Regions from separate parts of the Homo sapiens genome. Here region 1 is linked to region 2. Evidence: read pairs that join two places in POLR2A ChIA-PET (ENCODE). Cell type or tissue: MCF 10A. All regions are shown on one strand.

Region 1 (4,000 bases), 190 kb before region 2:
CTCTGTGTATTGCTCTGTGTAGTCCTAGTTAGGAGGCCTGGAGAAAAAGAATGGGACTTCTTCCTCATTACAGGTTTGATTCAAACCCTTGTGTGGCTCAGAATGCCCTTGTGTTAAGGAGCAGGATTAGGCCTCTCCCCATATCAGGGGAATGGAAAAAGCCACTGTTGCACAGGGGTCCATGGTAGTGTACTAATGAGCTGCCATTTCCCAACTAGCTTATCTTCTCCTTGGTGTAGTTTAAGGCAATTTGGGATACCTTGATCCTACCTCCCTCTCTCCCTTTTTCTTCCATCTCTCTGTTTCTTCTCTTGCGCAGCTTCCACCCGCCCATCTCTGCCATCGTTGCCTGCCTACATAGTCCTTAAGCTGGCAACCACAGGCTGCTGGCCATTAGGGAGATGCATGGCTACCTCATACATATGCAGACAATGGAAAGGTTCCATAATTGAATTTAGGGAGAGAACAAGAGAGCATGAGTGAGAACAAGGGTAATACAGAGTTCTTTTTTCTCCCAAAACATACCTGAAAGTCATAAGCAGAATATGGTGGCAGGTGAGGAGGGCTATGGTAGTAGGTATTGTAGGATGCCACTTGGGGATGAGCATAGTAAGAAACTGTTGGATGGGTATTTTCAACAGAACAGTTCAGTGCTGGGAGAGTTGGGTTCTGTAGAAAAACACAAATTAGAAACAACATAAACAGTCATCACTAGGAGAATGGTTAAATAAACTTAGTACATCTATACTATGGAATACCATGCAGCTATTGATAAACAATGATGTGGACCTATTTAGAGAAGGTTGTCCAGGATATATTTTTATGTTTTAAAAGCCATTATGTTACATTAATATAACATGATCCCAATTTATGTTTTAAAAAAAGACCCCCAAAATTATACATGTATGTATGTTTGTAAATGCAAAGAAATTAACCTGGAAGGATGCATAGCAAACTATTAACTGTGGTTTATCTCTGGGGAGCAGAGTAGAATTAGGAGGTATATAGGGATTCTTAACTTTCTACTATATATGTCAAAATGTTTACAACTAATTTGTATTGTGTCATTTTCCCCAAACTTTTTAACTTGAAAAATTTAAACCTATAGAAAAGTTGAAATCATTTGTGTGATTTTTAAAAACAAGAATTAAAAAGAAAAAATAAGACTCAAAATGCAAAACATCAAATAGAGAAGGCCGAACCAGCTAGTGTTCTTGCTGTGACAGAGTGTGTTCAATCACAAAGAATTTGTAAAAGTTGTAAGGATTCTTAGAGATCCCAACCTTGCTAAGGGGGTCTCCTGAAGACATGAAGGGTATTGATTTCTCATCAGCCCTGTAGAGTAGAGGCAAAATCCTAGCAGTGCACAGAAGCCATGAAAGACCAAGAAAAATATATTGATCCCCCCACCTTTTTTTTTTTTGCAAATAAAACGATGCAGACATAATTTTATATCCTTTTCACAACATGGTGGTGTGTGTAGCCCTTCAAGGGTTAAAGCTAACCTTGTCCAGAATGGAGGCCCTGCTCTCATCAGAGCCAAAGCACTGCTAAAGGAAGTTACCACTACTCATTAGTTCCCAAGTAGGACTGTGCTTTGTGCCACATGGATCAAGGTGTGGGGTAAATGATTTTTCCATCTTCTATGTCATTGATACCTCCCCCATTCATGTGTATAATTGAGAGCTGTCTGAAAAATCAATGTGTCTTCCTTTTGGAACATAGCTACAGCACATTAACAGAGAAGCAGAAGCTTCCTCTCAAGTGATGAAAATGTGTAGGCAGGCTTTGGCAGTCACAAAGGCAACCATGTTAGGGTGTTGGCAGGGGGAAACTCCCTTCCAGCAAGTTTCAACACAGTTCTGTTGCTCTCTTCCTTGGAGTGGGTTACTGTTTACATCTCTAGGAGGTTTGAAGAGCTACAAACCTCAGTCATAATACAGCTCACAGACAGCCAGATAAATGTTTGTCAGCCTCTTTAATGTGTGAAAGAGGGCTGAGATCTTGACCATTCCAAGGGCTGGCTTGCTTTACATTTACTCAGAAATGCCCTTACCTCTCCCCCAGAATTCTTTAAAGAAATTCTGTCTCTGGGGAAGTACCAGAAATCATGTTCCCTTGGCATACTGTCAATTAAAAACACACCCTCCAGCTCTCGCAAAATGAAACCAGCTCTTCTATCTAAATAAATTAAGCCTAACTGTGGAGAAACAATCATACAATGTAAACTATATAAAAGTTTTTGTGTGTTCAGCAAGGCCAAGGGTCTAGACAATATTTGAAAGGAAGTTGACTATTTAGAGAAGGCAGCACAGAAGAAACATGAGAGTAAGATTAAATGGGTATAGGAAAGTCTCTGAAGAGAAGACAGTCAGGGGTAGAGGATATAGAGAAAATGGACAAGCCAGCAAGAGAAGGAAGAAGAGGAAATGGGGAATGGAGTGAAGACTTAGTCAGGGATGGGGCAAAAGAGATGGGCCAAAATAGTGGTCTGGTTATATTTTAAATCAATAAATCTGATTTTACAATAAATTTGGGCCCTGTTTCTATTTGTGTGCACGTATAGGAGTGTGTGTTTGTGTGTGTGTGTGTGTATGTGTATTTCTGTTAGAATTCTGGGGCTTACGTTGTGAGACGCCCGCCCTGCCCCCCCATTATTGATCAGTAGCATTCCGAGCTCCAGTAACACAAAAGGTTACTAGGTAGCACAGCAAATGGTGAAAGCAATCTTGCCTGGACAAAACTGAGTCTATTCTGAGACAATGATTGTGGACTTTGGAAAGAATGCTACTTTTTTTCCCTCTCCAGTTTACTCTAAACCAGCGATACCAATTAGGAGAAAATGGAAAGATATATTCACTTTTTAAAAATTCATCTCAAATCCTCATATCTTTGGTCAACAAGCACTTCTTCAAACATTTCTTTAAGATCTTTTTCACCAAGCACCTCTTGTCAGGGTTCCTTTCAGGATCCCACAACTTTGGAAATGGTGGTTCCTAGCTGATTCCATTGAAGACTGCCAGCTCACAGCCCTCGGCTCCTGTCCTCACTCTCTGCAAACGGCTTTCATCAGCCAGCACCCCCGGGCCTCCCTGCAGACCCCGGGGACTCTACTCAGGGAGAGGCACATCACAAGTCACCAACCACACTTGGATGTAGGCCAAGGATTGTACTTAGGCTCACCTGAATGATGTTCCTGGACTTTTTACACCATGGTCTTATTTTAATAGAGTGATCTAGGCAATGATTCCTCCTTGGTATCCTTATCTGTGCCCCCACTGGTTCTCTAATCTCATGAATCAAAGATCTTCTCCCCAGATCTTTGCTTTCATTTTTTTTCTGCCCTGGTCCTTGATAGAGTTCCCGGGATTCACATTTGATAATGCTCGGTACTTCCCTTGCTCTCCTTCCGTACTGTCAAAGAAGCTCCCAACAGGTGGAAACAACTTGCTTTTAATTTTTTAATTAAATCAACTAAACAAAGGAGGTAATATATGTTAAAACACTCATAGAACCAGAAAGGGCTACCCAAATGTTAGTCAGGGGCAGCTGGGATGAAATAGAAAGAGCAAAGGCTCTGGCATTTGGCAAATCTGGGCTCCAGTCCCAGTTCTGCTACTCAGCTCTGGGCAAGTCACTTGACCCCTCTTGGCCTGTTTCCTCACCTGTTAAACAGAGACAGTAATACCTACCTCACAAAGTAGTAATAGTGAAGATTAACTGTGCAAAAGCACTTTGCAGAGGGTTAGGGGCCATTATTGCCGCTATCAAGACAGACCATCAGCAAACCCATTTTTTCCTCAGGAGATCAAAGATAACAGTGAAATTAAGAACGCAGAAACAAATCTATATATCTGCAGTTAATTGATTTTTGACAAGGTTGCTAGGATCATAAAGTAGGGAAAGAGCAGTGTCTTCAACAGATGTGCTGGGAAAACTGGATATCCACATGAAAAAGAATGAAACTGAGCCCCTAACTTATACTAGATATAAAAATTAA
Region 2 (4,000 bases):
TCTGAAATGGTTACAGTTTTCTAAAAGAAATAGAAATTTGGGGGTGAGAAACAAACAGGCAGCAAGGAACACCAAGCATTTATGTAGGGCATGCCACTTCAGCCTAAATCATACATTCTCCATGGCCAGGTTGCCCTTTGCCTGGTTTGCTGTGTAAACCAGTCCCTGATTCTTCTGCTACATACCACTCCTCTGGATAAATTCGTGTATGTCTAAAAAGAAAAGGAAAACTGGCTTGAGCTGCTGTTCTTAAACTGATTTTTTAAAAAATTAGGTTGTAAGTAGTGAGGACCTTAACAAAAAGAAAATAAGAAGGCAAAGGAATTAAGAGGAGATGTCAAAAAGGGGGAGATTTTAGTGTTAGGTTGGTGCAAAAGTAATTGCAGTTTGTGCCAAAAAAAAAAATCGCTTACTTAGGTTGGTGCAAAAGTAATTGTGGTTTGTTCCTTTAATGGCAATTACTTTTGTACCAACCTAAGTAAGCGATTTTTTTTTTTTTTGAGATAGAGTCTCGCTCTGTTGCCCAGGCTGGAGTGCAGTAGCACAATCATGGCTCACTGCAGACTCAACCTCCTGAGCTCAAGCAATCCTCCAGCCTCGGCCCAGCGAGTGGCTGGAGGTACATGTGTGTGCCACCATGCCTGGCTAATTTTTAAAGTTTTTTTGTAGAGATGAGGTCTCACCATGTTGCCCGGGCTGGGTTCAAGCAATCCTCCTGCTTTGGCCTTCCAAAATGCTGGGATCACAGGCATGAGCCACCATGCCCAGATGGGAAGCTGCTTTTTAAAAGGGCAAGCTTTGGTGCTAGTACATTTTAAACACTTTACAGAAATACTTAGACCTGAACACCATATAGTCGTCTTCAGATCATTTGCCCTTAATCAAGTCCTACAAAAACTCCCAAGAACCAATGAATCAGAAGAAATATTCATTCTAACACTAAACAGAATAACTTCTGAGTGTGTATGCTTAAAAAAAATCCCAGAGTTTCAGCATTAAGTCAGTCAACGTGGAATTTCATTTGTATACGTGTATCTAAAGGATAAAGTCAATTAAATTCCTACTATAAAACTCAAAGAAAAATTAAAATATATACTTACATAAGTTTTATTTGTAGTTTCATAGCGTACTGTGAAATTCATCTGCCATTTTGCATAAAGGCAAGTGGCATTTTCTGAATCTGTCAAATTAAGTTCCAATGCATAAGACCGCACAGCTCCTGGATTCATTTAAAAAAATAATATTTTAAAATTGTACTACAAAAATTATATAAATTAAAAACAAGCTCTACCCACCACTGAAGTTCAACCAGCTCTAAAATGAAACAAAAGTATTTTATATCTATATATACACATACATATATATACATATATGTGTATATACATATATGTATGTGTATAGATACAGTATCCTGCTGACTGTTTTTCTTTGTATTTTTAACAGAATCCTATTGATAAAAAAGTTGGCATTATCCCTTACCAAAAGAATGGTTACTAGACCTAGGATGCTTAGGTCATGGCTCAGACTGGTGACATTTATTTGCCTTTTGCCTTCAAATAATCATTTCCACATGCATTTATACCTTACTAGTTTTGTTTTAGGCAATTACAGTTTGCCTGTTAGGACTTGTGGTTTTTGCGGTAAATGAGGTAAGAGGAAGCCTGGTAGGGGTGTAAAACTTCTCTCAAACCAGCTGGTGAAACATTCACTGCAAAAATAATGATAGATCCGATATTCTACCATCTTTTTGCTTTAAATCCTGTTGCAAGCTACATAATCTATGACACACGGATGTCTTCCCAAACGATTTTATTCTGATGTGATCAGATACTCTTTCTATCATGTAACCAAGGAAGCAGAGTTGCAAAGGGCTGTTAAATCCATGAGAAAAACATGAATTCTGATAAATGCAAAGTTCATCACTGTTTCACTTTAAAATCGAATTGATTAGAAAGGCTGATGAATTTTTTGACGCAAAGTTATTTCCTAAATTTTCAACCTGCTACCTCTTTAGGCAGAGAAATGTTACAGAGACAGAAAAGCCTTGGAACTTTTCAGCTAACATGGTGGATCTTCTACACTTAAACATAGAAACATTATCTATTAAACTGAAGAGCCCAAGGACTCAAAATACTAATTCAGAGGAGAAAAAATATCCCAGCAAACATGCCAGCAGCATAAATATTGGGCAACCATTTAAGGGATTTTCTTCACTGTATCACACATTACCCAAAGGGTAAGCTGTTTCCTGTTAAGATACTTGCATACTCTTTAATAATATCTGAGCAATCCACTGTCATCTACAGGTACAGACTTGCTATAGACTAGAGAAAAGTGCTAAGAGGAATATCAAGAAGGTATGCCTCAGCAACAGCTTTCAAGTTGTATAGAAGAGCCTATCGTCATGCTCTGGAGACCTGGCTGCTTTGCAAGCCAGAATATTATACTAAAGCTTGTGGTTACTGACAGTGACTAAATGCATTGGCTAAGGCTCAAAAAGACCTTGTGAGGCCTAAGTAGGTTTTATGATCATTCTTTTCTAAGTACAATACGGAAGGGAGCTGTTATACTTACTGATCCAAGGCTCCCTGCCATGGAGCCAAGAGCTCCAACTTACAATTTTAATGAACTGGAGGTTTGCTTTTTATATGCAGTCTTTTCTCGGTCTTGTTTAAGGTCTCTAGCTTTAGTATATTATTCTCCTTGTATTCAAAACATTCAAAAGTATTGAAAATTACCAAGAAAAGCCTCACATGTATTAATCATTTTCTTTCCAAATATATTAGAATAACAGGAAGAAGACCATGTAAAATAGTAATAGCATCGATAGCTTGCATCAATGTGTCTTAGGGTGTGAGAACTGACGTTTTATGAAACAAAAGGTAGAGGTTGTGGTTCAAACGTATCACTTAAAATTAAATTCAAGATAGTATACCTGGTGGCCCGTAAACAAGAGCTGAGAAACACCCTGAGGGTTCTGGCACACTCTGTTCCATTCCCTTCACAGCCTTTCTGCCTGAGTGCAATTCTTTCCACTTCTTGGTCCCCAACTCTAACTGCACAGGGACCACTTTTACTCAATATCTCTCACCTCAAACTCAGCAATTCCCAAACTAAAATTCATTCTTCTGCTTCCTCCAAACTGGGTCCCTCCTCAGCTTTGCTAGCTCTAAATGAAGAGTGGGATCAGTCACTCAAGCTCAGTTTCAGAAATAGCCTCTACTTCTTTCTCTTCAAGAAGTCCTATTGATTTTTTTCCTTCAAATCTTCTCTTAAATACAATCTTTGTCTTTTATTTCTACTCCCAATCTATCACCCCACACCTAAATTATGACAGAAAATGCCTAGATACCCCTAGAAGTGCTGCCAGATTAATAATCCTTAAGTACCATTTCCTTTTAGGACACTTTCTTGTTCAAAAACTTTTACTGGCTCCAACATTCCCATATGAAATTTAAATTCCTCTGCCTGACTTTCAAAGTAATCTTTAATCTTGTCCCATCCTATTCCTTCAACTTTTCTCAAACTATTTTCCCAGAGCACACCCTTTAATCCAGTTAAACTTGTTTCCACTGGGCTCAAATGCCATACTCTATTCAACCTCTACCCTGGGCTTCTATTGTTCCTAACACTTGAAATCTACTTTCTTCTATTGGCCTAAATGCTCACCTCAAAGATGGATTTTGCTCGCTTTTTGGCTGCCCCAAATCTGAAACACCCCTTGTCCCCTTGTTACAATTTCTGGCAGAAATCACCACCCACTATAAAAGCTGAAAACACTGGATACTTGCTTTCCCAGACTCCCTTGCAGTAAGGAGGACCACTTGTGCTAGGCTCTGCCTAACAAAGGTATCCACCCCACACTTTGAAAGGAGGGCTGCAAATGGAGCCAGGAATGGAACAGGGAGGGAGACAGGTGTGGAGTAACAGAAGCAGGATCAAGCTCCCAGGCAACAAGGCCAGCAGAGCAAGCTTCAATTTCACACTTGGCAGTGGTAGT

Evidence for each region. ChIA-PET counts read pairs that join two places held together with the same protein. Peaks named below come from ENCODE experiments on the same cell type or tissue, not always from the same donor. Only the 100,000 strongest peaks of a DNase experiment are listed, where the experiment ranks them.
Region 1: POLR2A ChIA-PET joins it to region 2 with 7 read pairs; 8 of 35 experiments call an interaction of 5 or more read pairs at or near these places.

What each region holds. Positions count from the first base shown.
Region 1 is chrX:120,267,719-120,271,718 of GRCh38, forward strand. TMEM255A (transmembrane protein 255A) reads right to left here. Exons shown (of 9, transcript NM_001104544.3): 8 at 526-669. It also overlaps the pseudogene PFDN4P3. Among named protein-coding and RNA genes, the nearest start is that of ZBTB33, 19 kb to the left of the region's middle. In MCF 10A, no CTCF peak of the experiment used is centred here; DNase peaks (open chromatin) are centred at 1,853 and 3,623.
Region 2 is chrX:120,455,551-120,459,550 of GRCh38, forward strand. LAMP2 (lysosomal associated membrane protein 2) reads right to left here. Exons shown (of 9, transcript NM_002294.3): 2 at 1,101-1,219; 3 at 1-20. Among named protein-coding and RNA genes, the nearest start is that of LAMP2, 12 kb to the right of the region's middle. In MCF 10A, no CTCF peak of the experiment used is centred here; DNase peaks (open chromatin) are centred at 1,641 and 2,381.